2 separate regions of the Mus musculus genome follow, and region 2 is linked to region 1. A link is a loop called in an ENCODE intact Hi-C map of the cell type or tissue named here. Cell type or tissue: heart. All regions are shown on one strand. Each heading gives the region's core, and the rest is flanking DNA. Links, peaks and the distances in the headings are about the cores only.

Region 1 (15,404 bases), core at 4,467-12,466:
TAAACCACCAACCAAAGAAAACACACAGACTCATGGCTCTAGCAGCGTATGTAGCAGAGGATGGCCTAGTCGGGCATCAGTGGGAGGAGAGGCCCTAGGTCCTGTGAAGGTTCTATGCCCTAGTATAAGGGAATGCCTGGGCCAGGAGTGGGTGGGTTCGGGAGCAGGGGAGTGGGAAGAGAATAGGGGATTTTTGGAGGGCAAACTAAGAAAGGTGATAACATTTGAAATGTAAATAAAGAAAATATCTAATAAAAAAACAAGAGAGAGAGAGAGAGAGAGAGAGAGAGATCCCTTGCTTACCTTCACTAATCTTTTCTATTGCAAGTACAGGTCAAGAAAGATGTCAGCAGTGGATGTAACTGGGAAAGGAGACTGTAGAAAGGGAAGGGGTGTCCTGCTAGTCAACTCAGTCCCTCCTCCTTGTGGTCTCAAGGAGGAGGTGCTTGCCACCTGGTGCCTCGTCCTCAAGGAATTCTGTCATCCAATGACCATCACCATCCGAAGGAATATAGGACACCTGTGAAAAGTCCTCACTCTTAACATGTGACTCTCCATGACTTCAGCATCCCACTCTTAGCATTTAATCCTTTACATCATCAAGTTTTAAGTAGGTTTTTTTTTTTCTATATAGACTCGTACAGCAAATCTCAAAAGATAGCAACAAACATTCATGTCTGGAAATCAGGCATCTGAGCATACCACAGTCCTTAAAAAAAAATATATCTGGGGGAGGGGAGTATGAAAGTGTTAAGTATCATGCTACATAAAAACCACAGAATGAAATTTCACCCATTTTGGCAAACCAAGGAGGATGGGGATGCTTCTGCGTTTAGTCCATCCCGAGCTTCGGCCTACAGCCCAGACTGATTCATGCCTTGTTTCCACATTCTCAGCTTCCATTAAACTACCAAGTATTGTTTATAAAGGTGTAGGGGGGAACTAAAGCACTTTTTCTTGATAGGTCTTGGATGGCTTCCACTCAAGATAACAGACTGATGCTATTTGGATAAATGTCTACTGGGGATGCCTCTGTGTCAGGAAAATACCCCTAGCTACAGAATCAGCAGTCCTGATTCTGGCATGTCTCCTCGCCTGCTCCTGTCTACCTAATCCCCATGATGATTGAACATTCCTTCTCCCTTCCCTAAACCTGCCAGTCAAACGCCGCCTTTATCAATACTGTGTGCTTGACTCTGCACAAAGACAAAGCAGCGGGAAGCAAAGTAGGTTATCACAGCCCTATAGGAGAATTGGTCCTACATATTCGTGTTAGAATGAGCAAGAGTGAACTGAACTCCAAGAAGAGTTGATACCTCTCCCCCTCCCCCCTCCCCCCTCCCTCTCCCTTCCTCCCCCCTCTCAACTCCCAGCTCATCAACACATGAAATTAGTAGCAAAAGAGACATTTAAAGAAACAGTTTCTTAGTTTACAGACAAGCATAGCAAACAAGTTAAACACAGGACAAGGCTTCAAGAGGCAATTTGTCCTTGGCCCTTTGGCTAGGGCATTTTGCCAGCTGTCACTACTAGACCAACTGAAAGTGCCACACCCAAACTGTTGTTCTCATTAGAAGCAAAACAATTTAACACGAATGCTTGGCGGGACTGGCATGTCACACTGTGTTGTTTAGTCTTACGAGAGAATGCCTGCCGTTATCATTAAATAATACTCATGCAAATACTCTCATGATCTATAAACTGCTTCTGAGACTCCATTACGTAACTAATATCTATACATTATGAGTCTATTGCTTGTTGCACTCAGTTTGTTGTTTGGTCTCTTTGGAAGAAAAAAGAAAAGTGTAGCCTACATGAAATAACAGTAAGAAATAGTTTTCTACACTTTATATAAGAAAGGTATTTACAGGGTCTTCTGAAACCATGGGAAATTTGTCCTTCAGCCAGACACCTATGCCTGTGTCACTTCCAGTTATGAATGGGAGGTTTATTCAATTTACCTACACTTGCTCTTGCTTCATATATAATCATTTTCATAGGTGTAGAAGGTATTCAGGGGCCTCAGAAAAGATCTAATGATCGAAACCTCTTCTGTCTGGCTGCCTGGCTCCCACCTTCTCTATCAGCTTCGACATAGACACTCTTCCATAAACATGCCTGATTTATATATACTTTTATGTAAGACACCAAGTGAGAGCCCTGACAGAATCCTATCCACAGAATGAGCCAACATATGCTCTCATCTGAAGGTCAGACTTTCTAGAGGCCCAGCCCCCAATGCCCATGGTACCTCCAAGACTCAGCTACCTCAAAAGTACTCTGCTAAAAAGAGCTTTGATGGATAACATTTCTGTTGTTGTTTTTTTCATCTTTCTGGAGTTTCTCCAAAGCAAAACTTCTCTAAAATAAAGCTTCTCTTGAGTTCCCAAGTAAATGTGAGCTGTCACAGAGACAGAGATGATCTAAAACTAGACCACAGTGGATAGCTGCCCAACTACAAATTTATTACAATCCTTAAAGTGGCTGAAATATAAATCATACCTCAGCAAAGCTACTAAAAATAAGTTTGAAACAGATGAGTCGGATAGGTCAGCTATCTGTAAATATCTAATTCAAAATTTCAAAGATATGTTTTACTACCCCACGCTCAAGTAGCCCAAGGTCTATGTACTTTAGTCAAACTTCACCCCCAATGTCAAAAGATCTCTCTGTTGATAAACGTAACTTAAGAGACTAATATCAATATCTATAAAGAACCAAACGCGCATAGCTCTTCAGTTACGCATAGCTTTAGTTCAGAGTTTGTCCATTAGACACTCAGTTCTGGGCAAGCATCTCAAAGATCCTTTTCTCACCTATAACCTGTAACTCTGTGCACTAGAGTTAAGTAGCAAGGAAAAGAACTGATTTAAGGGTTTGGCTCAGTAGTGTAGCTTAGCAGTGAAGTGTAGGTAGCACATTGAAGAGGCAAAAAGATAAAAGGCAGCATCTACAACTTCACACATACCCACTAAAACATCTGAGTGTTCACAAAAACCATCACCCTACAAGAAAGACTTGTCTGATTTTTTTGTGTGTGTGTGGGTTATTTTTTTCAGGATGAGTAAACGGAACACACTTCGGTTCTTTGGTTCAACCAAGGACACACAGCAGCAGCAGCAACAGCAGATCCAGAATCCCAGCCTGGGGGTAACCTGCTCTAAACATTCATTCTCTATGCTTCAGTAAGTCTTCGACTTCCCTTCCCTCAGATGTGGGCATGAATTCTCACCTTGACTTTAGTACATTAACTGTTTTCCCTGAGTCGTGGCCTCCTCATCTATAAAAGTAGCTCCCTAGAAGCTGGTGAGTAGGTAAAGGTTATTTGCACATCTGTTTACCAAAGGCACAAGACAAACCTGTCCTGGTAAAGCATTAGACGCCAGGGAATTCAGAATCTTAAAGAGTTGTTATGGAAATTAGAGAGTGCATCTCTTACATTACAAAACTATTGGTAAATAGCTCAGCCGTCTCCCACAGAAGCTCCCTCTTACGAGAAGGGGACAACAACCAACCAGAGATTGTATTATTTCCTTACGTCCTACCTGGAAAACCCCTTCAGGAACTTGGGTCTATCAAAAGCTATTAAAGCAAACACAAACAACATAGCATTACTCCCCCCCCCAACCCCCCACCATGGGCCTTTGGCTCTATTCCTGAGACTGTCAACAAGAGTGTCAACTTCAAGGGATGGGCACCTGTCCACAGGAACTGAGCTGAGGTCACAGGCCTGTCTAGCTCTGTCCTACAAACAGATGTCTTTGTGACAACTCTTAGTCACAGTGAGCCACAGCAAGAGTCAAACCAGGTGGGAAATGCTGTATCTCCTTTCTAATCCTTGGCTGGCCCGCTCATTCCCTGAGACAATGTCTCACTGACTGACTGTATTTCAAAATGGTTCTCTCCAGGATACAGGGTCTTTATTTTGTGTAATGCCTGATTATTACGCAAGCCAAAGGAAGTGTTTCCAGAACAGTGATTATTTGGTTCCATGTGCTGGAAGACACACACCTTCTGCTTAAGAAGCCAGGTAAAATCTGATGTGATGTGGGTCTCTAGTGGTGGCGATGAGATATAGCAGCTGTTACTGAGAGCCAAAAAAAAAAAAAAAAAAAAAAAAAAAAACAAGGAAATCCCATTTAAATTGTCCTGTTATGATGAGAAACACTCCACTGTAATCTCCCAAGATACACAAGGCCAACTCTAAACATATTAGCTTTCTCCCAGATCTGGTGATAATTAGGTTACATTTAACATCATGAACCATATCTTCACAGATAATAGAACTCAGAGCAGGAGAGGTCACTTTTCAGCTTTTTACCAAACTCGATAAGAATCCAGCGAATTAAACACGAACTGCTTTAAATACAGTTAGCAAAAACAGTACATACCAAAAGTCCTGGACTCCAAAGGGTGGGGTCAGTGACTCTCAGCACCAGGTGTCTGCAGAATTTAAATAATCCCAAGCAGCGATGAGGTGATTATGTATTTAATCCTCTGATGGAAATGTGACTTCCTTAAATATCTGAGTCCTGAGGTCTGCCCCAACTTAAAACAACTAAGAACGAAAGCCACATTTTCAAGTCTGACCTCCTTGATTTTTCTTCTAACGTAAGAGGTAGCTTAAATTTTCAAATATTCACATATAATTATGTATGTATGTTTTTATATATTTCCCCCATGTGTTGAGGGTTAAACCCAGGGTCTCGTACATTTTAGGATAGTGTTCTAAAACTGAGCTACATCAAGCTCTCCAAACTTTTTTTTTTTAACTTTTTGATTTTAAGACTGAATCTTACTAAGCTGTAACCTAGGCAAGCACTGAACTTGCCATCCCCCTGCCTCAGCCTTTTGCATAGCTGGGATAAGAGGGTTGGTTTTTGTTGTTGATTGGTTGGTTGATTTTGATTTTCTTTTGTTTTAACAATCTTTCCAGAACTGTCTTCTCAGTCAAAAGCCTTTATGTGAAAAATCATATATTTCCAGTATGGTGACGAATGTAATTGGATATATCACTGTGCCATAGGGCCAGTGGGATGGCACTTGTCACACACAAAGCCTGGATTTGATCCCTAGGATCCACTTGGTGGAATTACAAAGATAACTCCTGCAAGCTGCTCTCTGATTTCCATACAGATGCTATTGTACACACACACTAAGTTTAATTTGTAAAAAAGGTTTTCAAGTGTATACACTATAACAACCTGGTGTTCATATTTTAAGCTGATGTGTAAGGTGGCAGCTGTTTTGGCGGTGGCAAAAAATAATAATAATTCAGGATATTAAAAAAATTCAGAAACTAGTCTTTCTATACACAACCATTCACCACTTAACAGAGAGAATTGTGTTGTTTGATAACTTCCTACACTGCACTTACCCGAACTGAAATGGCTACATCATCAATAAATGACGTAGTCTTGTGCGATCTCCATCCTTCATGACGTGATCCGCCCTTGACCAAGTGGCACTATGTAACACCTAACTATATAAAGCACCAAGTATCATATTCTTAAACATTAAATAAAATGTAAAGGAATCACCTTACATGCCTGATAAGTGAAACTAGACCGTTCGTAATAAATGAATTACAGTGTTTATCTGAAAAAAAAAACACTAACACTCGTGGGGTTTTATGACGTATATTCTTGAATCCAGTCAATGTTTCCAATGGCCCTCATCCAAGACCTTTTAAATTGTTAAATCTACAGATAAATACCAACTCTCAGAGGTCTGTGAATGGAGAGTTACAATTACCCTGACTGGATGGGGGTTGGAGGAGTGATATTCATTAATGCCTCTCTTTTCTAATTCTCTTAGGTATTGTCATTAAAACAGTTCCCTAAAACTTCACAGAAATCCAGTAAAAACATAAGAACCTGTCCTGAGAGGGCGTTGAGGTTGTTATAGCTCATAATGGCAGCTCAAGATAAAGAATAGCTTTAGTCTTCTGCTTCAAGACAGGAGAGTGAGCCTTGTTGATGCGACAGAATCCAAGCTGGCGAGGAGGTAAAGGTTATTTGCACATCTGTTTACCAAAAGCACAAGACAACCCTGTCCTGGTAAAGCATTAGACACCAGGGAATTCAGAGTCTTAAGAGTTCAACAGCCATTTTCACCGCCACCACCAACAACAACAAATTATGACATTGTCTAATAAGATCACAGAAGACTTTCAATCTGAGACTCTAAGAACTCTGTCTTTACATACCATCTTGTCTATATTATTCATGGTGACCATCCCTGGCTTCCTTGCTTTCCCATAGCAGACCTTAGCATGCTGCATAAAACAATATTTAGGGCTTTTCTGCCATCTTTTGGACTGAGACATGTTGGTTTTATTAAAGCAGGTTGGGCCTGCAGTCTTTCTTCACTATTATTACAGGTAGACTTGACAGCACAAGACACCCCCCCCCTTTTTTTTCTTTTTTCTTTTTTTCCAGAGTTCTGCTGTGAAGGAAACGTTGTTAAATGAGGGCCGTTTTACCTGCTGGGCAGTTGCACTCTAAAGGTGCCTCCCTGGCCGTTCTTATTTTAGCCATATGTTCGTAGGATTTCTGTAGGGAAAGCAGAGGGGTTGACACAGTATCAGTAGCACTGAGGAGAACTAGACTCTCAGGGGCTCTCTGGCCACATGCCTGCTTCGCCAGCATCTGATAGCTTGCATAAGGAATATTTACATATGTACTTGGACTCTTGTCAAAAAGTAACAGAATCCAAGTCCTAAAATAAGACAATGACCACTGACATGGTAGCAGGATTGCAGGGTTTGGCTAACATCTTTCTCTAGTCCTCAATTACCACCCCACCCCCCCACCCCCACTTTCCTTTAGCCCAAGCATAGGCAGGCAGTGCAAAAGCCAGGCAGTGATATAGGTCCAAAGACGCTGGTCAAGAGTGCATAAGTGAATGTGAACTCTACACAGCCTCTCCATTGGAAGTAAATTTTAAATAAATAAATAAATAAATGGCCCTGATTTGAAACCAACCTTGAAGATAACTCTCAGCTTCAACAGCTCTACCTTCCAATTATTACCTGCACTGCATCCTTAACCAACTATAAAACTTTTTCAAAGTGTTTGAACATGAAAAAAAGATTCGAAGGGTGGAATTTATGATTCTCAAGCTCTATAGGATCGTTTCACTTGAAAGTGATTACCTTTTGTATATTAATAACACCTGTTTCCCTAACCTTTCCCTGGGAAGGAGATATGAGATCTTATATCAACAAAAATTGGTCTCCGTTGAAGTGAGAGCTCCCAAGAGACTCCAGAAAGCTACAAAGAAATAAAATGCCCCTCCACACACTCCCGTTATCCAGACCCCCCATATATGTCTAAGCATGCAAGCACTATGGAATACCCAGGGAAGATATCTGCTACAGACTTGATACTAAGCAATACCCAAGGTACTTAACTCCATACTTGGCATATACAGTCAAGTCAACTATGCAGACAGCTAAGGGTCGAAACTATCCCTGCACACAGGGCTCACACCTGTGCAAAACAGTATTCACGTGCAAAATACCCAGCCTTCCACACCTGAGCCAAGAGACGCTCCACTTTCTCCTGAACCATTGCCTTCAGCTCATCCACGGTGTCAGACAGCGGATGGAAGGAAGGGGTCCCTTTAGCAGATTCAAGAGCAGCAATCCTCGCCTGGAGGTCGTTGGTTTTCACCCCAAGATAAAAACAGAAAGCCACAGCAACCACTGACAAGAGGGTCGCCAGGGCCGTGCACGAGGGCATGGTGCCGGCACAACGCTGTCCCAAGGGGCGCGGATCTTCTGATCCAGACTCTCGTCCCCCTCCTTTCCCTGCAAGCTTCTTCACCAACATTGTGGCGGGGTCGCTGGCCTCCGCTACGCCTTCCACCTTCTATCTCCTCCAGTAATCTTAGAATGAGAGGAAGGGTCGGTTCCTCCAAAGTTCAGTCCCTGCGGCTGCACAACTAGTTGGTAGAGTCGGAGCCCGGGCTTAGAGATGGACCTGCGCGTGGCTCGGCGTCCGGATCAGCAGGCGTGGACCGACCGTCCTCCAGATTCTTTCTCCCCTTCCAGCTAGGAGTGAAAAGCACCCTCCGGCCGGGGACTGTGTGGCGCCGGGGGTGTTGTTGGGGTCACAGCTGAAATGAAACCCACTAGGGCAGCTCTCTTGACCCCCCCAATCCGACACCTCCTTAGGGGTCCCCCGCGCGGAGGCGCAGGGTCCGAGAGCCCCTCTCTCTGCTCCGACCTGTTGAGTCTGCCTGCCTATCTCTACCTTTTTCCACCCGCCGACCTGTCTCCCACCTGGATCAGTTCAAGGCCAAAAAGAAAAGGAAATACAGAGACCCGGCGAGAGCGCAGCCCCCGTGGGTGGTAGAGGAATAGAGAAAAAGAGGACCGAGTGACCCAAGCAGCGATCGTAAGCTGCGAGGCCCCAAAAGTATCTCCGCAGACCCGCGTGTGCGAGCCTTAAATACCCCGGGATGCTCTTGTGTGAGACAGTGCGCGCGCGCCTGAAGCGCGGACCGCCCCCTCCCGCAGGAGCCTCCTTATTAGCATAATATATTCACCTTCGCCCAGCCCGCCTGGACCCACGAAGGGGCGGGAGCGCGGGTGGGAGCGGAGCCCGAGGTCTCTATTAGCATAATATATGCAAATAGCTACAGCAACCACTGTGATTGGAGAGGAGCTTGGAGACCCTTCCCCCTCCCACCACCGAGTAACTTCAGCGTCCCCCTAAGGCCATCTCTCCGGCCCTAGCCAGGGGCCGAATTGAGGTCTGCTGTGCAGAGTGGCTTATACTGGCTTAGCCCAGCGCCCCCTATTTGGGTTAAAAAATGGAGAAATGGCCTCCTGAAGGAAAGAACGGAAGCAGAAGGCTCCAGCTCTCCAGATCCTCGCTCAAAGGCAGCCACAGGAGCTCCTCCATCTAGCCCTTGCGCGACGTTTTCCCTCCTCCCTCAGTTCGTTCCCACATGCCCAGAGGCAAAGTGTCTGGCTGACGTCTGCAGGGTACCTTCCCCACTTCCCTTCCTTCCCACGCCTTGCTGCAGATGACTGGGGAAGTTTTCTCGCCCCTCCCCCGTTTCCTCTTGTCTTGATGCTGCCCCCCCCCCCCCCCCCAGCTCTGGGCTCTTTCTCTGTACTAGGGTGCTAATGTGTTTTCCTGATTCGCTGTTTTGTGAGTGTTTGAGGCATACACATTTCTCAGGATTTAGGAAAGAGCTGAAGAATGAAGTCAGTTTTTCCTCTTCCTTGACTCTCAGCTTGCCTCTTCCCTCTGGATCAAATTACTAAGTCTCTACTGGGATTTTTTTTTTTTTTCTAAATTGATAACAAGTAGCATTTTGCATCCAATTGATTTTAGAGAAGAAAACACAACCCTAACTCTCCTTCCAAAAGACCTTCCTTTTTGCCTTTTCATCTTAAGAAATGTCACGTACGTTTCTTTCCCTCCCTAACCGATTACCACAACCAGTTACTACTATAATCAATGAACAAAATACCTAACCCGGAGCAGTTGCTTCTCGTGTGTAAACTACAGTGCCAAGGGGGACTTAGGATAGACATAGCAGGAAGCCTGCACTTATGAATCTCAACAAGTGGTTGCATAAAACAAGACCTCAAGACCTGAATAACAACTATGCTCACATGCCAACGTGGATCGGGGACCTTGCATGAGACCCGGTGCCTAGAATAAGAGCTACTAACAATCAATGGCTGCTGGAGGAGACTGTTTCCTTCCGGAACCAACTCCAGACTGTCATCTCTAAATACATAGACATATGAGAAACACTAAATGGACTCAAGAAGGATGTGTGTGTGTGTGTGTGTGTGTGTGTGTGTGTGTGTGTTCCAGGTAAGTAAGCTCCCTAACCCTGAACTCTAGCTCCAGCCAAAAAGTTTAATATGTTAGTTCTTTCCACATTCCAATTAACCTCCGTTGCTTAGTGTGGGTGTTTAGTGGGCCGCGGTGGTGGTGGTAATGTTGTACATGGGTTGCAAACTTTTTCTTTGCCAGTCCTCTCAATGTTCTCTCTTTGAGCCTCTGCTCTATGCCATCGATACTCTCCTCTGTGGAATTCCTAATTACCATCTTTTAGCTGTTGAGCAATGAATGCATATACCAAACCCAAACCTCCGGAGCCCCAGAATGATACAGCTCACCATTCGACATTCATCTCTCACTAGCAGTTACAACTTAGCCTGCATTGTTCCTCCAAACTTCTGCTCAGTTCCATTTGCCTTCTCAATATGGAGCTGTCCGGACTTCTCCTCACCCTCCTCTCCTTGTTCCCCTAAATTCCTTCAGCACATCCAGTCATCCCCCATCTCGCCAAACTTATTGCTCATGGTGTTCCTCTGCATCATACCATTTTCTAGAAATATGAGAGAGAAAAAAAGAATAAAGACCTTTAAACAGTTCACACAAACACAAAGGCCATTTTCCATGCTGATGGCAACAGCAGAGCACACAGTCCGCGTGGATGATGCTGTAGTCTGTGGGGGTTGCCCATGAGAGGGTCCTTCAGCATCTCTCATAAGCTCTTAGAATGATCAGATCTCAGTGGAGAGATAAGAGTTGGAATTTTATGGATTTGAGACCTTTATCCAGAGGATTAGCTTCGCTTTATGCCTTTCGTGAGTATGATATGTCAGAAATATGCCAGCCTTTAGCACTAAGATTTCAAGACCCAGAAGATTCTCTGCATCAAGCTCAAAGAATGCATGGATTAGCAAGGCTCTGTGGTCTGAACCCACTTTGTTCTATAGAGTCGGCAGAGCATCATTACTTTGATTTGTACATGGAGACAGATACAAAAAAAATTAAAATAGCTCTAAAACTTCTATGGCCCAGCTGATTCCAATTTGCCTTTGGTTTGTATCAACAGTAGGAAAAGGCAAACAGATGGTCAATGAACAGGACCATGATGGAAAGAATAATACTGTGCTCATGCAACACACACACACACACACACACACACACACACACACACACACACACGTGAATGCCCCAAACTCTAAAACATCTAAGAGGCAAAACATTTGTAGATGAAGTTAACGAACTTAAGGTGGAAAGATATCCTATTCCCAAGAGTCCTTGTAAAACAGAAGCAGAATTGCAGAGGGAGAGGAGCTGTGTCAATGGAAACGGGGATTCCGGATGGGAATATTGTCTGGGAAGATAGAAGAGTGTCTAAAGCCTTTATTCCAAAAGCAAGAAGAAGGAGTATAATGGGTTCTCCCCTAGAATGTCCAGGAGAACAGCCTTCTCAATCAACACCAGGGATTTAGGAATCCTGACCACCAGAACTATAATTACTAAGGTTGTTTTGTTTTAGCTGCTAAGTTTGTAGTTATATGTTGTGGTGCCAAAATAACAGCAATCAAAATCGTAAGAAGACAGTCTTTATCTGTACAGACAGCATTAGAAGTCACCCTGGAATCACCCCGGGGCCTAAAAGTCAAGCAAGGCATGCAGTGTGGAGTCCTTACCTCCCAAGAGTTTGTATAGTGTCTATGCATTAGCCTATTGCCTGGGCAAGATTGGAGAGCCCATCTGTCATATCATACAAAATCAAGATGCCCTTTCCAGAACCATAGTCCCCTGAAACCTGGGTTCTATTGTCCTGATGCCTTTTCACCGAGCAACTCAAGAACAAGGAAGCAGCCAACCATGCAGGGAGACAGCATTCTCCTCCTTACTGAGAGAGCCAAGGCTCTGACCCAGGACTCCTCACTGACAGAATTACCGCCACCGCCTCCCATCTCTAGGTCAGGTCGTCAAATGCGAGAAACAAATGGGACTTTTGACAGGCAGGCATGGCAGAAAGATAAAGTGGGGAAGGAGGTGACTAGGAACAAAAGCAATAAAGTGGAAGAAAGGGCTCGAATGGGCTGTGAAGTACTTTTAAATGTAAGAAGGCATAATCCTACTGCCTCTAGAACCTAACCCATAATGGATATATCATGTAGATGTTAGAAATTTACACATACTTCAAATTTGGACTGTTCATGTGTATTTGGAAAGATTACTGACAGATGAGAGTTGTTTGGAAAATTACATTATATTGTTTTATGAGGGTGTTAATTACCTTTAGCAAAAGAAAAAGAAAGAAACTTCAATTGGGATTATAAATACCTTTCTATGTCATTAACTTTCAAAACTAGATTTCTAGAACCATGACTTCAGCCACTGTTCACAGCAAACGTACCCAACAGAAACGCATATGCAGGGATTTCTGCCTTTCTCTGTACACCCGCACCACCTGTTGTAACCTCCAAGTGTCTTAATAAAGAAAATGACGGGGTAAACTGCACAGCGTCATATGCCATTTTATAAACTTCAGAGGAGAGTGTGTGTGCTCCCAGTACCATCTCATAGGAAGGCAGTGTCACAAAGAGAACGGGGCAGGGGAGAGGGGAGCTGGAGAGAGTTGAGAGGCCAAAGCTTACAAGAGACCATTCCTCTATAGCCAGGCAAATTTCAATAAATCAAAAACAAATTATAAATATCTTTCAGAGCAGACGAGCAGAAAAGAAGTATTTGGCTCCGAGTGACAGCTGAAAAATTCCCTTTCAGACAGATCAAGGGACTGATCCCATTTGCACAAGCCTGGTTAAGCAAGGGGCTTACAGCTGTACGAATCCAATAATCTAGTCGGCACACACCGGCCCGGCTCCCTGGCCTATGTGCTCAGTCTGTTGTTCTGTTATATGCTGAGAATTTTCTTCTCAAAGCTTAAATAGCAAAGTATTAAACCTACCAAGAGAGTCTTCTCCAAAATCCACCAGTGATGTTGCTGACTGAAGTGAGGGGACATGTCTTGTCAAACGTAAAATCAACTTTTTCGTGAGGCACTGTATAGGCAGAACATCTATCTCTGCATCGTTGCGTCTACCTATGGTTAAGGTTAAGATGGCAAGGCCATCGTCCAGTTTTGCCACTTAATAGTCAGGAGACTTTGAATAAATGACTTAGCTTTTCTGTGCTTCAGTTTCTCCATCTATAAGATAAGGATAATAATAGAAGAGTAACTATTAGGATATTTTGCTAGGAGAAAATGGGACTGCATGAAGAGACATTACATGGCACGGTTGGTATGAAGTGCAGGGAATACAGTAAATATTATTGATACTACTATTATTATTACTTTAAAAGTGTCCACTTAATGACCATAGACACTGAACGGTAAAAGCAACACCCGTTTTTACACTGAGTTCTCATTCATACACCATGATTTTAGCCCTATTTCAGTTTATATAAACAGAGTCGTCTCAGGACCTTCCAGTTGTTGTTGGATGATTTGAGCAATTCCTTTTGCCAAACAATTCTTGCTGTATCTTATATCATTTTTGATTCATTGCACCTCTTTTAGAACTCCATATAAATAAAATCATGCAAGATATATTCTAATATGTCTGATGCCTTTTGCCCAATATGGTTTTGGGATTTATCCATAGCATTTATTCATTATATGCATTATAGAATTTTGCTTTTCAATCATTATTTTTAAAGTTTTCCTCTTAAACACTAGGATTATTTCTAATATTTTGCTATGTGGTTATTCTAGGAATGTTTATATGTATATCTTTTAATTATGTATACTTTTAAAGTATAAAGGATTATCTCATTTATAAATGACACAGTCATTCATTAAGACTGTTTGTGAAGAGCAGGCTGGGGATATAGCGCTTTCAGACAGTGAAATAGTTTACAGTACATGGTCATCAACACGGTCTGCTACTCCTCGGGGCCTGAAATTAAACCAGAGAGCAGAAATTTAAAAAGAAAAGAAAAAGAACCTGAAGATAAGCCCACATACACATAAATGCCCTTAACAATGGCAGAGGAAGGACTCCACAGAGCAATGAGAGAGAGGAAGGGTTCCATCCATTATGTGGTATATTCATACAGGAAGAAAATGAAACTGAACCTTTTCTTCATAGAATATACAAATATTAAGCAGGGGAAGTTTATAAACATAACTGATAATCACATAAAAAACATTGGGAAAATAACAGAAAAATATCTTTGTGAACTTGTGTAAGGCAGGGTTTCCTAAACAAGACACATGAACAGGTAACCACTAAGGGACTGACTGATAAACTGAAATACATAAACTTTAAGACTCTCACTTTTAGTTTTGTTTTTGGTTTTTTTTTTTTTAAGAAAGACTTAAAATGAGTGAAAAGATAAGCTACAGAATTGGAGAAAGTGATTTATGAAACATAGAAGTGAAAAAATACCTATCATTCAGAGTATGTCCAAACATTCCTGAGAGAGAGAACGAACCAGAAAAGTGAACAAGTGCTCAAAGCGTTCTTTTACAAGCCAGGAACTAAAACAGTCAGTAATCATATTAAAATATGCCAAGCCCAGAAATAATCAGAAAAAAAATTCACACTGTAACCACAACACGATACCACGATTCTTGCCCTGAGATGGCTAACATAAAAGATGTTAACCCATGTCCGGAATGTTCTGTTTGCTTTCCGTTACTGTGATAAACATGACCAAAAGCAATCTGGGGAGAAAAGGGTTACACCTAACAGTTCATCACTGAGAGAAGGCAAACAGGAAAGTAAGGACAGGAAACGAAGCAGATACTACTGCAGACTGCTATTTATTGGCTTGCTCGGTGACTTTCCTCACACAGCCCAGACCCTCCAGCCCATAGGTGTTACATACTACCCACAGTGGACTGTTGTCTTCGACATCAGTCAACCATCAAGAAAATGTCCACAGTCCCACCCGCAGGCCAATCTAATGGAGGTAACTCCTCCTTACCTGAGGCGTCTTCATCCCAGGTGTGACGAGTGAACAACTGAAGCTAAGACACAGGGACAAGCTGGGGCAACTGGAACTCCCGCCAATGTTCAATGTGAATTTACAGAGCTCTCCAACACAATCTCTAAGACAAACACGCAAAGCATTGTGGGAGGGGGTTTACAAGGAGTAGCAAAAGTCTGAAATCGTAGAAAAGAAACAGATGCCTCGGAGTCTTAGTTGAGGGCCCGTGAAAAAGATGTCACTGTGTAGAGGCAGACATTGTAATTCTGCAGCCTGTTGTAACAAGGAAAGTAAATGAGACTTAAGATCTTCATCCAGAGTACTAGAGGTGCCAATAAGTTTTTACAGCGTGTATACAGTATATATAAAAGTAAGTCAATGAGGAAAAGGATGACTGATAAACAGGAGGAAGCCAAGAATTGCTGAGATTAAAGTTCCCAGGTCCTACAGGTAACAACTAGCATTAACAATAAAACATGAAATCGGGCAGGCAGTGATGGCTCACACCTTTAATCCCAGCACTTGGGAGGCAGAGGCAGGTGGATTTCTGAGTTTGAGGCCAGCCTGGTCTACAGAGTGAGTTCCAGGACAGCCAGGGCTACACAGATAAACTGTCTCAAAATAAAA
Region 2 (15,404 bases), core at 5,057-13,056, 86 kb after region 1:
AGAGAGAGAGAGAGAGAAGCTTGGTTTGGTGACTCGTAACTATTCCACCATTTGGGAGGCTGAGGAAGGTGTGTACAGTGTTTGAGGCCGGCTGAGTTTTGAGACGTTGTTTCCAAAAACCAAAAAGTTTGGAGAGACAGAGGAACCGGGTTCAATTTCCAGCAGCCATGCCAGCTCACACTAACCTGTAACTCAGTTCCGAGGGATCTGACACCCCCTACCGGCCGTCCTCAGCATCACATGCACATTATAGTAGATGCTAGCAGTCAAAGCGCTCATGCAGATAAAGGGTTGGGCTTGTGTTTTGTTGTTGTTGTTGTTGTTGTTGTTTTTAATTAAAGCATCAAAAGGAAAACAAAACTATACTGAGATAATTGGAAATTTTTGAGTCAAGAAATAAAACTGAGCAAATCCTTTAGAAACGTATGTCAGAGTGGCTGGAGAGACAGCTCAGAAATTAAACACACATATGGCTCTGGCAGAAAGCCTGAGTTCCATGCCCAGCACTCCAATTTCAGGAAGTTCTTACGCCCTCTTCTGGCTCCCATGATTAACTGCACACTTGAGCACATAGACACATACACACACACACACACACACACACACACACGTATACCATAATAGTTTTAAATGATTTTCTAAACCAAGAAAAAAAAGAAACCAATGTCCTAAGAAACAGATGGAAACCCATCTGCGAGGTCGAGATTCTGAGCAATGAGGGAAAGATAGCATCAATGAAAACTTTAAGGGCATTTTTAGATCCAAAGAAAATGAATTCCCACTTAGAAAGAGACACAGAAGTCGGTATAGTAGGCATATTGTTAACATTTAGAAATTTAGAAAAATGTTCGTAAAACCTTTTGGAGAATACAACAAATGGCCTACAAAAGAGCAGAAGTATGATTCCCGATGGACATTTACCACAAACTAGTGCGATTCTGGATTTTGACTCAAAGTAGTTGAAGAATATACAGGAAGTTGTCGGCTGGGTCCATAGCTGTGGAGACAGGAAAGGGGACAAAAGGAGATTCATGTTATTCCCTCTTTGAACATATTTAAATTTCTTTATAACAGAAAATTTTTAGAAGAAAAAGAATTCTAGGAATGATTTGATTCCTCAGCAACATGGTAAGCAAGATATTTTTTAAATGACTTGCATAAACTGAAAGTTAATGGCTTTCAAAGTAGAGTTCTGTGCTTTGACAAGCTATGGAGGACGTATGAATGGCCTTGGGTTAATCAATGGCAGTCCATCCTAGTGACTGGGAGGGACAAGGCATTTGGGGACATTTGCCAGAGAAACAGGAATCAGCTGTCTTCAAATAGTTTTTTATTTTAAAATATTATTTATCCCTTTATATATGTATAACTATTCTTGCCTGCATGCATGTCTGTGCATTGCATCTGCACAGTGCCGAGGGAGGCCAAGAGAGGCCATCGGATATCCTGGATGCATCTAGTGTGACAGGTAGTTGTGAACTGCCATGTGGATCCTGGGAATCAAACCTGGGTCCTCTACAAAAGCAAAAAGTGCTCTTAGTGGCTGAGCCATCCCTCCAGTCACTTTCTCTTTACTGCATCTTCTGGGGCATTTCATGATTCGGTTCTGGATGTAGATACACAGATGCTATGGGTATGTACAAAAACCCAAAACAAGCAAGCAAGCGAGCAAAAACCCTCATAGCATCATCATCCAGTGGCACATGGGTGGTAGCCTCTGAGACCCTTTTGGTTTTTGTGCTTTTGGATTTGTGGAGCAAGTGATGCTTAAGATAATTCTTAAAGGTGATTAGCAGTGTCCCAAATGAAGAAAGAGGGAATACCAATTTGAGGTAGAGAACTCAACATTATCAAAAAATACAAAGATTGTTATAAACCAGCATGGCACGTGGAGAACACTAGCTCTCCACTACATCGCCAGAATCAAGCACAAAGACTTCACGGCAGCACCAGTTGGCATTGATTAAATAACCTGGTGTTCTCATAGGCCTGACATGTCTAGATGAATGGTTATTAGACAACCATTTCTTATTCAAGTGTTAATGTTGTTGGGACAAAATATCACAGCTAAGAAATATAGTTTAGGAGAGTGAGACCCTTGGAGCACTGAGTCCTAAATGGGATGTCTTCATCAAATCCCTCCCCTCAAGGCTCAGGGATCTATGCTGAAGAGGAGGCAGAAAGAGTGTAAGAGCCAGGTACTGGATGACTCTAAGGGAACAGAGTCCTTCAGACACAACAGGACTGACGCACATGGGCGCTAACAGACTATGACAGCGTACATTGGACCCACAGAGGTTCAAGCCCAGCACTGAGGGGGGGGGAAAGGACATAAAACTTCCACGAAGCTATTTGCAATCGATATGTGCTGGCAACAGGAAAGCCACTTTCTCCAATGACAGGCCACTGCGTGCACCGGCCACACTCCAGGACAGGCCCAACCTGGGAGGATGGTCAACACCAAGCAAATGCTGTGCATTCTTATAGGCGTTGTTGTTTGTTTGTTTGTTTGTTTGTTTTGTCTTATTGTTTTTCTCTTTTGATTTATCAAGGTGGGTGGGTAGGGAGAGAGGTGTGTAGGATCTGAGAGATACTAGGGAAGTGGAAACATGATCGAAATGTACTGTATGAAAGAAATTAAATAAAAATAAACTCGTCATGTAGAGACTGCCATATCCAGGGATCCACCCCATAATCAGCATCCAAACGCTGACACCATTGCATACCCTAGCAAGATTTTATTGAAAGGACCCAGATGTAGCTATCTCTTGTGAGACTATGCCGGGGCCTAGCAAACACAGAAGTGGATGCTCACAGTCAGCTAATGGATGGATCACAGGGCTCCCAATGGAGGAGCTAGAGAAAGAACCCAAGGAGCTAAAGGGATCTGCAACCCTATAGGTGGAACAACATTATGAACTAACCAGTACCCCGGAGCTCTTGACTCTAGCTGTATATGTATCAAAAGATGGCCTAATCGGCCATCACTGGAAAGAGAGGCCCATTGGACACGCAAACTTTGTATGTCCCAGTACAGGGGAACGCCAGGGCCAAAAAGGGGGAGTGGGTGGGTAGGGGAGTGGGGGTGGGTGGGTATGGGGGACTTTTGGTATAGCATTGGAAATGTAAATGAGCTAAATACCTAATAAAAAATGGAAGAAAAAAAAAAGAAAATGGGAGCAGAGTTAAGGTGGGAAGGACAACTTCAGAGTTGCTTTGTTTTGGGTTTCAAGTGAAGTAATGCTTTGAAGATGACCCAACACAAGCTAACTTAAAACGTTACTTGGCGAGAACATGGAGTGTTTGCAAAATCAAAACAGAATAAAAAGCTCTGGGTAAAATAAATAAATAAATAAATAAATAAACTCGTAAAAATGGGAAAGAAATATGGTTCTGGGGAGCTGGCTTTCTGCAGAAGGGTGAGGATCCAGGTTTGAATGACAAGAACATTCATAAAGTCAGACGGGATAAATAACACACACACACACACACACACACACACACACACACACACACACACACACGTGTTATCTCGGTGTTCCTACAGGGAGGTGGGAGGCAGAGATGGGAGAAACCCCAGAGGCTCATAGGCCAGCCTGGTGCACATAACAGCAAACAACTGTGTGAGATCTGTCTCAAGCTCAGTGCAAGGAAAGGACCAAGGACTGAGGCTGTTCACAGAAAAGAAGCCAGTGCTGAAAACTATCCTGGAGGAAAAATTAGGGACAGAAGAAAGTGGCCGAATGACAAAGTGACCAAGTTCTCAGTATCTTTTTTTTTTTTTTTAAAGATTTATTTATTATATGTGACTACACTGTAGCTGTCTTTGAACACTCCAGAAGAGGGTGACAGATCTCATTATGGATGGTTGTAAGCCACCATGTGGTTGCTGGAATTTGAACTCAGGACCTTCGGAAGAGCAGTCAGTGCTCTTACCACTGAGCCATCTCTCCAGCCCCCAAGTTCTCAGTATATTAAACTGAATATCTCTCCTACTGAAAGACTTTTGAACTTAGCCTTACTCCGAATGGGTCATGTTCTCAAATTATTTCATATTCAGTCAGTAAGATTGAAATCATCCTTAGTGGTTAAATAGATTAATTAAATTACTGCATTCATTTAATCCAGCAATGCTTTTATCTTCACACTCTTATGTTTATTGGCAGTTCATATACCAAAAGACAAAAAGCGTTTAGACATCTACTTGTACAGACACCGTTAATGTGAAGCACCCCTGGTGGTGTTACAGAAACTGATACTAAAGTAATGCATAAATATTAAATGATGTTTACATATTCATGAGTCTCCCTACTCTGTAGCACAAATGTTTCAGTACTAGTAAGGTCAACTTCAATCTTAAAATACTTCCTCCAGGTATTGATCCATAATTACCTAGGCTTCAGTCTCATCTTGAAATGTGGTCTGTCAAATTGTTAGACCTATGTAAAATAAAATTTCTTTCCTCGAGGCAAAATAAAATAAAATAAAATAAAATAAAATACTTCCTAAGGGGACTGGAAAATGACTCTGTTGGTAAAGGGCTGGCCACACAAGTGTGAGGACCAGAGCTCAGTCCTCAACACTCACACAAAAACACTGAGCACAGTATGGACAATCTGTAATCCCAGCACTGGGGAGGCCAAGGCAGGCATATCTCTACTCAATGAGTTCCAGGCCAGCAACAGACCATAGTGTCTATCTAGTGCCTGAGGAGTGACCCCCAAGATTGCCCTCTGGCCCACATGCACACCTGCATACATACATAGGTACATACTCTCTCTCTCTCTCTCTCTCTCTCTCTCTCTCTCACACACACACACACACACACACACACACACACACACACAATCAGGTACACACAATACTTAAAAAGTAAAAAGAGTTTGTTTATATAGTGGATTACGTTGATGGATTTCCGTATATTAAACCATCCCTGCATCCCTGGGATGAAGTCTATTTGATCATGATGGATGATCGTTTTGATGTGTTCTTGGATTCGGTTTTCGAGGATTTTATTGAGTATTTTTGCATCGATATTCATAAGGGAAATTGGTCTGAAGTTCTCTTTCTTTGTTGAATCTTTGTGTGGTTTAGGTATCAGAGTAATTGTGGTTTCATAGAATGAATTAGAAGGTAGAGTACCTTCTGTTTCTATTTTGTGGAATAGCTTGAGGAGAGTTGGAAATAGGTCTTCTTTGAAGGTCTGAAAGGACTCTGCACTAAACCCATCTTGTCCTGGGCTTGTTTGTTTGTTTGTTTGTTTGTTGGGAGACTATTGATGACTGCTTGTGTTTCTTTCCTTAATCATCAGGAAAATGCAAATCAAGACAACCCTGAGATTCCACCTCACACAAGTCAGAATGGCTAAGATCAAAAACTCAGGTGACAGCAGATACTGGCGAGGATATGGAAAAAGATGGACACTCCTCAATTGTTGGTAGGATTGCAAGCTTGTACAACCACTCTGGAAATCAGTCTGGTGGGTCCTCACAAAATTGAACATAGTTCTACCAGAGGATCCTGCAATACCTCTCCTGGGCATATACCCAGAAGATACCCCAATTGGTAATAAGAACACATGCTCCACTATGTTCATAGCAGCCTTAATTATAATATCCAGAAGCTGGGAAGAACCCAGATGTCCCTCAACAGAGGAATGGATACAGAAAATGTGGTACATTTACACAATGGAGTACTACTCAGTTATTAAAAACAATGAATTTATGAAATTCTTGGGCAAATGGGTAGATCTGGAGGACATCATCCTGAGTGAGGTAACCCAATCACAAAAGAACTCACTTTATATGCACTCACTGATAAGTGGATATTAGCCCAGAAACTTAGAATACCCAAGATACAAAACACAAGAAAATCAAGAAGGAAGACCAATATGTGGATACTTCATTCCTCCTTAGAATAGGGAACAAAATACCCATGGAAGGAGTTACAGAGACAAAGTTTGGAGCTGAGACGAAAGGATGGACCATCCAGAGACTGCCCCACCTGATGATCCATCCCATAATCAGCCACCAAACCCAGGCATATGCCAGCAAGATTTTGCTGAAAGGACCCTGATATAGCTGTCTCATGTGAGACTATGCCAGTGCATGGCAAATACAGAAGTGGATGCTCACAGTCATCTATTGGATGAAACACAGGGCCCCCAATGGAGGAACTAGAGAAAGTACCCAAGGAGCTGAAGGGGTCTGCAACCCTATAGGTGGAACAACAATATGAACTAACCAGTACTCCCAGAGCTCATGTCTCTAGCTGTATGTAGAAGAAGATGGCCTAGTGGGCCATTATTGGAAAGAGAAGCCCCTTGGTCTTGCAAACTTTATATGCCCCAGTACAGGGGAACGCCAGGGCCGAGAAGTGGGAGTGTTTGGGCAGAGGAGCAGGGTGGGGGGAGGGTATAGGGGACTTTCGGGATAGCATTTGAAATATAACTGAAGAAAATATCTAATAAAAAATTGGGGGAAAAACGTAAAAAGAATTTTAAAACACTCAAGTATAGCAGTACTTTTTAATGCATGCTCTAAGTGCGGAAAAATTCAACATCATTTCGTGTTGCGCATTTTTCATGAAAATACTAGCCACCCTTTACTTACTCATGAGAAATTTTAGTTTTATTTATGGTTCATCCAGCCCTAATGGACTATTTGGATTAGCAAGATGCAGAATTACAGGTAAATATGAGAACGCATAGGTTTGTTTACCTTGTGGGTTGTTTTTTTTTTTTTTAATAAAGGAGTCTTTAACTCCAACAGAGCTTCTGTTACCATAACCAAATGACTGAAGTCACAATTTAACTGCAAACCAGAAGGGTATAAATAGTAGACTGGACATATAATACCCTTCTTTCTTCGTCCTTGCTTCTGGAAGGTGTGTCTTTCCTCACGATGAGTCATTGCCTCGGACCCTGCAACTCCGTCCCATAAGGCCCTACTTGTGGCTTCATGCTCACAGGGACAAGGGGTGCTGCCCATAGTGTGACTCCCATGGCTGCCTAAAACGGATGGCAGTGTTTAGGGAGGAACATTCCCTGTTGCTTCCCTTCACCTGACTGATCACACACACACACACACACACACCGTGAAGATGGACATAACCATCGCGGTCTCGCTGTCGCTGCGCCTTCTCCAGCCTATGTCTTGCGTGTTCTTTTTTCATCGTCAGCATCATATAGCTCTTGTGAACAGCCCCCCAGAGCACAGGCTGCTTGGGAGCTACTCCAGCCCTGCAGTCGTGGCAGTGAGGCTTAGATCTTTGAGTCGTGATCAAAAGCTTCCATTTTCTTTCAAGACAGAATGTTGCCTAATTGTTAAAGTAATTGCTTTTTTTTTTAAGAGAAAATTTGGGAGGCAAGGTCTCATTCTATAGCCCAAGTTAATCTGGAACTTGCTAGATAGCCCGGGCTGACCTTGAACTCATGATGGTTCTCATATCACAGCCTCTAGATTGCTGGGAATGCGGGATTGAACCATCATGTCCATCAATAATAGTTATCTTCATTTTAAAAAATTATCAAAATCTAGCATTTCCTAAAGTCTGTTTATATCATTTGCTTAACTTTTTGCATCCTCTAAGTTTTTATCTTTGTATATTCCTTTTGCTTGTTGTCTTAGTTAGGGTTTTACTGCTATGAACAGACACCGTGACTAAGGCAACTCGTATAAGAACAACATTTAATTGGGGCTGGCTTACAGGTTCAGAGGTTCAATCCATTATCATCAAGTGGGAAACATGGCAGCATCCAGGCAGGCATGGTGCAGGAGGAGCTGAGAGTTCTACAGCTTCATCTGAAGGTTGCTAGTGGAAGACTGATTTCCAGGCAGCTAGGATGAGGGTCTTAAAACCCATGCCCATAGTGACACACCTACTCCAACAGGGCCACACCTACTCCAACAAGGCCACACCTAAAAATACTGCCACTCTATGGGCTAGGCATACTCAAATCACTGCAGTTGTTTTTCTAAAAAAAAATAAACATTACTATTGAGTTAGCTTCTCAATTAAGATATTTTGCCATATGAACAAAAGTTGCAAGTGACAGCTTATACAAAATTATATAGAAGTGACTAGCCTTTTCTTCCTTGTCATCCCACTAACAAACTAACAGTTTGCAACCCCATAGGAAGGACAACAATATCAACCAACCAGACCCCCAAGATTTCCCAGGGACTAAACCACCATCCGAAGAGTACACATGGAGGAACTCATGGCTCCAGCCACATATGTAGTAGAGGATGGCCTTGCTGGGCATCAGTGGAAAGAGAGGCACTTGGCTCTGTGAAGGCTGGGTGCCCCAGTGTAGGGGAATGCCAGGACAGGGATGTGAGAGTGGATGAGTGGGTGGGAACATTCTCATAGAAGCAGAGAGGGGGTAGAATGGGGGTCCCCAAGGGGAAACCGTGAAAGGGGATAACATTTGAAATGTAAATTAAAAAAATATATCCAATAAAAAAGAGGAAAAAGTCATGGAAGTGAATTTGCAGATAGATTTCTCTCAGTCTGTGCCTGTATTTGGCTAATTCGGGGTACAGCAGTGACACCTAGTGGAAATTTGACACCTGGCCTGGTTAGGCTTCGATTTAATTTGACTTAGGGTTTTGTTGGTTTGGTTTGGTTTGGTTTGGTTTGGTTTGGTTTGGTTTGGTTTGGTTTGGCTGATAAAAAGTCTCTGTGAAGCTCAGGTTAGCACAGAACTCACTTAGTTCAAGTTGGCTTCAAACGCTGGATCCCTCTGCCTTACCTTCTGGAGTCCTGTGACTACAAGTATGGGCCACCACACCCAGCTAAATCGCGTAAAGAAATGAAATGTGGGTGGACCTTGTTGACTGACCTGACGCTTAACGTTTGTCTCCTAAGTAAATGAATGAATGTATAGAGTTCACAGAACAGAAAGAATGAGGGGCTGTCGAGATGGCTCGGTGGGTAAAGGTGCCTGTCCCCAGGCCTAACCCCTTGAGTCTAGTCTCCAGAACCCACACAATAGAACAAGAGAACCTATACCTACAAGTTGTCCTCTGACCTCCCCAGGCACACTTTGGCATGGGTGTGCACAGACACACGTAAATATATTGTTTTAATTAACAATAGCAAAAAAAAAATGCTTGGTATCACAATTATTGATTAATGAAAAGAGTCGAGCGTTTTTTTTTAAGAGTGTTGAGACACGGGGGCAGCCTGTGCTTCAAATTTAGTTCCTATTGTTTCCTGTGATAAGAGTTTATAACAGAAACAGAGTGAAGACTTGAATCACCAGAGATGAAAATTCTCAGAGAAAGCCATTATTATTCCTCCTCCTGTTCCCGAGCACCTATGAAAGGTTCCTAGCGGGACTGATAACAATTGTTGAGATAAAGCACCATGGAGAAAATAAGATGGCCTCCCAGGGGGTTATATGCAAATGTGGTAGGCAAAGAGGAAATTAAAAAGCTATGCTAATCGCAATGTTCTCATCTCCCGTTTGCTGCAGTGACACTGGGTTTGCCAGATGTTTGATTAAAACCAGCCTGGGAACAAGGACTTTATATCTTAGGGGAGAGACAAATAGGTGCTGTGTAGGGCCAGCTTGTTGTTGTCTAAATAGTCTTGTAATTGTTCCTCCCAAACTAATTTAAAATTGCTGACTCAACATAGGACTGTCTCCTCTGCTTGACTGGAGTAGAAAAACTGACAGTGTGAAAAGACGCCACTGTGTAGAAATGGCTCCACACTTCAAGGACTCATGCATGTTATTTCTAGATGCAAATCCACTACAGACATCAAGACTTAAGATGGTGTGGGAAATAAACATAAGAAGCTGTCTTCAGGGCTGGAGAGATGGTTCAGCAGTTAAGGGCACTGACTACTCTTCCCAAGGTTCTGAGTTCAATTCTCAGCCACCACATGGTGGCTCACAACCATCTGTAATGGGATCCGATGCCCTCTTCTGGTGTGTCTGAAGACAGCTATGGTGTACTTGTAATGCATAACATTAATAAATCTCAAAAAAAAAAAGAGAAGCTGTCTTCATTTATTTTCCAGTTGATGTGATAAAATACCATGGCCCATCCGAAAAGGCAACTTCTTGGAGATAGGGCTTATTCCCATTGACAGTTTCAGAGAGATACAGCCTATCCTAGTGAGATGACACAGGCTCAGGAGCAAGACTCGATGGTCATATCACATCTGCACCCAGAGTGCAAACACTAAATAGGTATGGAAGTTTACTATTTTATAAGCTTTCCAAAAGTTGCATTAAAAAACAAAAACAAAGCAAAAACAAAAACAGCTGACATCGAGTTACTCTGCATGGCAAGGATAATACCCTACCTGTGGTGGTTTGTACATGCTTGGCCCAGGGAGTGACACTATTAGGAGGTGTGTCCCTGTTGGAATAGGTGAGGCCCTGTTGGAGTAGGTGTGTCACTATGGGCATGGGCTTTAATACCCTCATCCTAGCTGCCTGGAAGCCAGTATTCTGCTAGCAGCCTTCAGATGAAGATGTAGAACTCTTAGCTCCTCCTACACTATGCCTACCTGGATGCTGCCATGTTCCTGCCTTGATGATAATGAACTGAACCTCTGAACCTGTAAGCCAGCCCCAATTAAACGTTTGTTCTTTTAAGAGTTGCCTTGGTCATGGTGTCTGTTCACAGCAGTAAAACCCTAACTAAGACCTCACAAAAGCCATTTAGGGCAAAAAGCCTGGGGTGGGATACTTTTCTTCAAGCTGTCAGTCAAGTAAGGTCCCAGAGACTGTCACCACCACCACCCCCCCCCAAAAAATACAAGCTTTGGCATTGCTCTTTGTTGTCCACCAGAACTTGGTGGTACGACCCTATTGCTGATATGACACACTTAATTGCAGGACATGCAGCCTGTGACCTTTCTGGGGCTAACTTTCATAGTGCCAAAAGAGGTTCTGCAGGCTGCTGAGGGAGAAACATAATCAACAGTGTTACACTATGAACCCTGTGAGCTACAATAGCAACAGACCTGGAAGCAGTCTATGCCCAGTGGAGAAATAGCAGAATGCTAATGGAGATAACCAACCACTTTTTATTGGATTTAAGGCCTGCTCCATTGAAGGGAAGCCATACCTGGTACTACAGACCTGACCAAGAACCAGGGTTATGGAGGCCACAGGTCCTAAGGAAGAGCCTATTTCTATTACCTCACTGAATAGACATATTGTCAAACAACCCCTGTCTTCATACCCACAGATCAATGCAGCTCTCAGCCGAGAGGCTTCTGTTTGCAATGGAGAGCAGTTAATACAGAGACTCACAAATGCTCAAGTAGCAAAAACATAAATGGCTCATCTTAGCCCTAATGCCACAGCTATACCACACTCTCTTCCTGCAAGCTTCTCAGAACAATGCAGAAGGAAGAACAATGGAAAATCTGTAAGAGCCAGAGGTCAGGGAGGATTGCCGTGTAACTGTGTCTCCTGAACGTAATAGACACGGGGCATGCACGGACTCACAGTAGCCTCTGTCATTACCTGCCCAAGACCTGTACAAGTCCATGGCAAACAACATTCCAGCCCTGAAGGAGGAGCTGAAGAGGCCCCGCCCCTAACTGCGGAACTATCAATAAAAGCTGCTGCAGGAGAATTATTACCCTGGACGTGTGACCCCTGGTAGGTTTTCTGTGTTCCAGTGGATCATCCCAAATCCATGCATTTACAGGCACCACTAGGTAGATTCTGTGGATTATATTCAGGAGGAGGTGGTAGAGGAGGAAGGAGAGGAGACAGAGGGGTCATGGGGTTGGTAGACATGGGGAGAAGGCTCCTGGAGCAACAGAAGTGGGTACTAGGGAGAGGTTAATATGCTCAAAATACATTGTATGCATGTATGACATTCTCAAAGAATAAATTTTAAATATTACATTAAAATCAACCTCAAAGCCCTCCCCAATGACTTATCCCAGCCAGGATCCCCCTCACAAAGGCTCTATGACCTTCCCAGACTTCACCCCCAGTGGGGGCCAAGTGTTGAAACATACGAGCCTATGGGAGACAATTCACATTCGAACTACAACAGAGGTTGCTTGTAAAAGATTTGAAGTAATGGGAGAGGTCTAGTAGGGCCTAATCATGTAATCCCTTATTTAATCAGACACATTGATTGATCAGTGAAACACTGGTCTGGACTACATAACAGATCAGCAAGCTGCAGCTGGTTGGCCCCGTTTGGTATAATCGGTGAGCTAGGGTAAACTTATAAAGTTGTAAGACAAAGAAAAAGAGAAAACGGGTTAAAATATATATATATGACAGATTTGTCAATGGCCAAACCTAAAATTCCAACTAGTCTTTGATAGGAGGTGTTTGCTACACCCGCTCTGGGAAAAGATCCAACAGTCATTGAAGTCACAGCCTAGAAAAGCAACTCAAGCAAGAAGAGGAAGAATGACAGCAGTTCCTACACTCTGACCACATAATGACAGCCTGCAACTGGGTTACATGACATGACATTGTCTCATTTAATGTCCACAATAAAAAAAAAAAAAAAATCTCACGAGACAGTTGTTGTCAGCAGATAGCTGACATCTGAAGAAGTTAGCTGCCCAGATCATCCAAATAATCAGATCTGTGATGAAGATGCAGGTGCTCTGCCCACTGCATCCAGGCACGAGCCTGAGAATGTGAAAGGCAGAGAGAGGGAGGTGTCCTGAGACATGTAAAAGCACAACCTGCCGGGCATGGTGGTGCACACCGTTAATCCCAGCACTTGGGAGACACAGGCAGGTGGGTCTTCGTGAGTTCGAGGCCAGCCTGGTCTAAAAAGCAAGTCCAGGACAGCCAGGGCTATTACACAGTAAAACCCAAGTACAACGTGCTAAGGGAAAATAGGGGCTTCTTAGGGACATTTAGGGAAGACCCTTGGAGCAAACTGGGCACTAGGGATAGTCTGAACGGTTGATCCTAAAGAGTACAGCGGCCAAGCTTGGGTCAGCCTCAAAAAAGAACCTTCAAGCACACTGTGGGAACAATGAGTGGACCCAGGAAATAGGACAAAGAGAAGGGGCTGCATAGAGAGGAATATAAAGATGACTCACAGCCAGCTCAGACAGGGATTTAAGAAATAAATACGTAAAAGAGGGACGTTGAACAAACGAGAGTGACTGAACATTTGCAACTAGACGGTTGTCACAGCCAGCCCTGTGCTCTATCTAAGGAAATGAGCCTCGCAAGATGCAGTGAATGAACAGGAGGCAGAAGAGTAGGCTAGAATGTGGCTGGCAATAATCCAGAGCAGAGGCAATGGAAATTGGAAGAATCATAGAGCAGGGGGAGGGGGAGAGAACGGTGTCGCCAAGATGCCAACTACAAAAACATCCGCCCAAAGAAAGCAAAAAGAGAAACAGTAACTAGCCTGGCAACAGCCATCCTGTCAGACTGTGTCCCTCTGACTTTGGTTCCCCGACAGCACCATGAGCACACACGTACGCACACGTGAGTTTTACTAACTTGAAGTCCCGTGATAGTGCTCTGGAGAAAATCATCACTTCATGTTTATTTTAATGGGATTTCACCTTAATAAGATGTCAATGTCTTGTGGTTGAGTGGGGTGGCAGAGAGGACAGGGCCACATTGTGCGATTCACTAAGTCTTTACATTACAGGAAGAGTCCCCCAAGAGTTGTTATCTGTTGCCTAGCCAGCAGCTCACGGGTCCCAGCCTGCAGGTCTTGGCTGGGTAGCTTAGTAGATTTGTTGCTTCAAAAGCTCAAGAGCCCATTCACAGGGGAAATAAGAGAGGTGCAGATCAGCTCCTCCTTCACCAGTTTAAAGTTTAAGATGCAGACAAGATCGCTGTACCAAGTGATGAGAGAAGATGCTAACAGGGCAACATAGTGATGAAGCGGATCTGTGTTCTCAGAGTGCGTGGGGAAGGTCTAGTTTGGTTTCAGGTTGCTATAGAAGTTGAATACTGTGAAGAAGTGAGCTTTATACATCCAACTCTCCTCATTTCAACTTCCTTTCCTGAGTAGAAACTTCTTTAGGAAAAGGTGACTCAAGCTTTTATTCAACCATAAAGAAAAGTGAAGCTATGTCATTTTCGGAAGTATTGATAGAATTGAAAATTATCAGATTAGGTGGAATAAACCAGACCAGAAAGACAAACATCACGTGTTTTCTCATATATGGAACCTGGGTCATATAGCTTTACATACGTGTATGGCTATAACATGCAAACAGAAGGTACTATGGAGGAACAGAGAGGAGACAAGCACGAGGCAGGGACAATAAGGAGTGAATAAGTCAAAATACATACATACTTCGCCATACTTCACAGGCCCCACTGCTTTATACAATAAATATGCACTAGTAAAAATCTCTGTAGTGCTACTCATGAACTAGGAATATAACTCAGTGCTAGGGAGCTTGCCTAGTATATGAACAGCTCTTTAAGCCCGGTGGCTCACACCTTTAATCTCATATTCAGGTGACCAAAGAAAAAAGATCAGGCATTCAAGGCCAGCCTGGGCTACATAGTGAATCTGAAGCTAACCTGGGTTATATGGGACCCTATCTAAAAAGAAATATATTACTGATTAGTACACAAAAGAGTAGGTTTCATTATGACACTTTCATATATATGTATACATGTAGATATATACATATATATATATGAATACATATGTATTTTATCTCTTAAGCATAATCTGGGTCTCACTGGTCAGACAGGTGCTGAGATTATCTTTAAGTCAAGATATCAAAGCCAGAACGCAGGGTATGGCTCCATAGATGGATGCTTTCCTATCTTGCACAAGGCCCTGGGTTCTAGCTCCAGAACAATATGTAAATACAAATTAAATATTTGGGCTTCTTTTTAGATCACCTACAACTTCTACCTGTTATCAAAGTCAAGTGTAAGTCAGAGCTGTTACCCTCAGTGTCGAAATACTCCAGAATTGCTCACGCCCATGGAAGAGCCAGAGAGATGCTATAAAGCATAGCACTGTAAGAATGGAGTGTAGACACAAACCACAAACAAGATCCACACTGGACAGTGGGGAAGGTAGGCGTAGAATGGTCAGGGCGTGGCCAGCGCAGCTGAAGAGCAGGTGCTTGCAACAGGGGCTTCTTCAGCAGTAAATTTGCCCAAGGCCAGGGGAGGGGACACCTTCGGGGTGATGGCTGGACAGTCACAGCCTACCCACCAGGAATATGTTCAGGATTGGTAGGTGTTACAGAATAAGGGAGCCAAAGGATCTAAGTGGCCCCGTGCCGAAAGAATGACAAACGGTGAGAGTTTGTCTTGTTGAGTAAGGTGAGGCAGGCCAGTTTCCATCAGGGCAAGCCTTGTTGGAGACTCCTACACTCTTCTTCGGGGCTTTCTTGGCTGTTGATTATGGCCAATTTCAATAGTGTGTATGGGCTCCTGTCTATCCCCAAATTGC

What was found. A loop is a pair of places that touch in the nucleus more often than their neighbours do. Peaks named below come from ENCODE experiments on the same cell type or tissue, not always from the same donor. Only the 100,000 strongest peaks of a DNase experiment are listed, where the experiment ranks them.
Region 2: it touches region 1 in a loop (2.6-fold over the local background); 4 of 42 quality-filtered maps call a loop at or near these places.

Annotation. Positions count from the first base shown.
Region 1 is chr3:130,173,915-130,189,318 of GRCm38, reverse strand. It overlaps Col25a1 (collagen, type XXV, alpha 1), which reads right to left and starts at 8,474. Exons shown (of 38, transcript NM_029838.4): 1 at 7,539-8,474; 2 at 6,485-6,554. The coding sequence starts at 7,835. In heart, for the core only: no CTCF peak of the experiment used is centred there; DNase peaks (open chromatin) are centred at 8,568 and 8,988; H3K4me3 peaks cover 2,070 bases; H3K27ac peaks cover 1,703 bases; H3K27me3 peaks cover 496 bases.
Region 2 is chr3:130,088,499-130,103,902 of GRCm38, reverse strand. No RefSeq gene overlaps it. Among named protein-coding and RNA genes, the nearest start is that of Sec24b, 35 kb to the right of the region's middle. In heart, for the core only: a CTCF peak has its summit at 8,548 (motif pointing left); no DNase peak of the experiment used is centred there; H3K27me3 peaks cover 277 bases.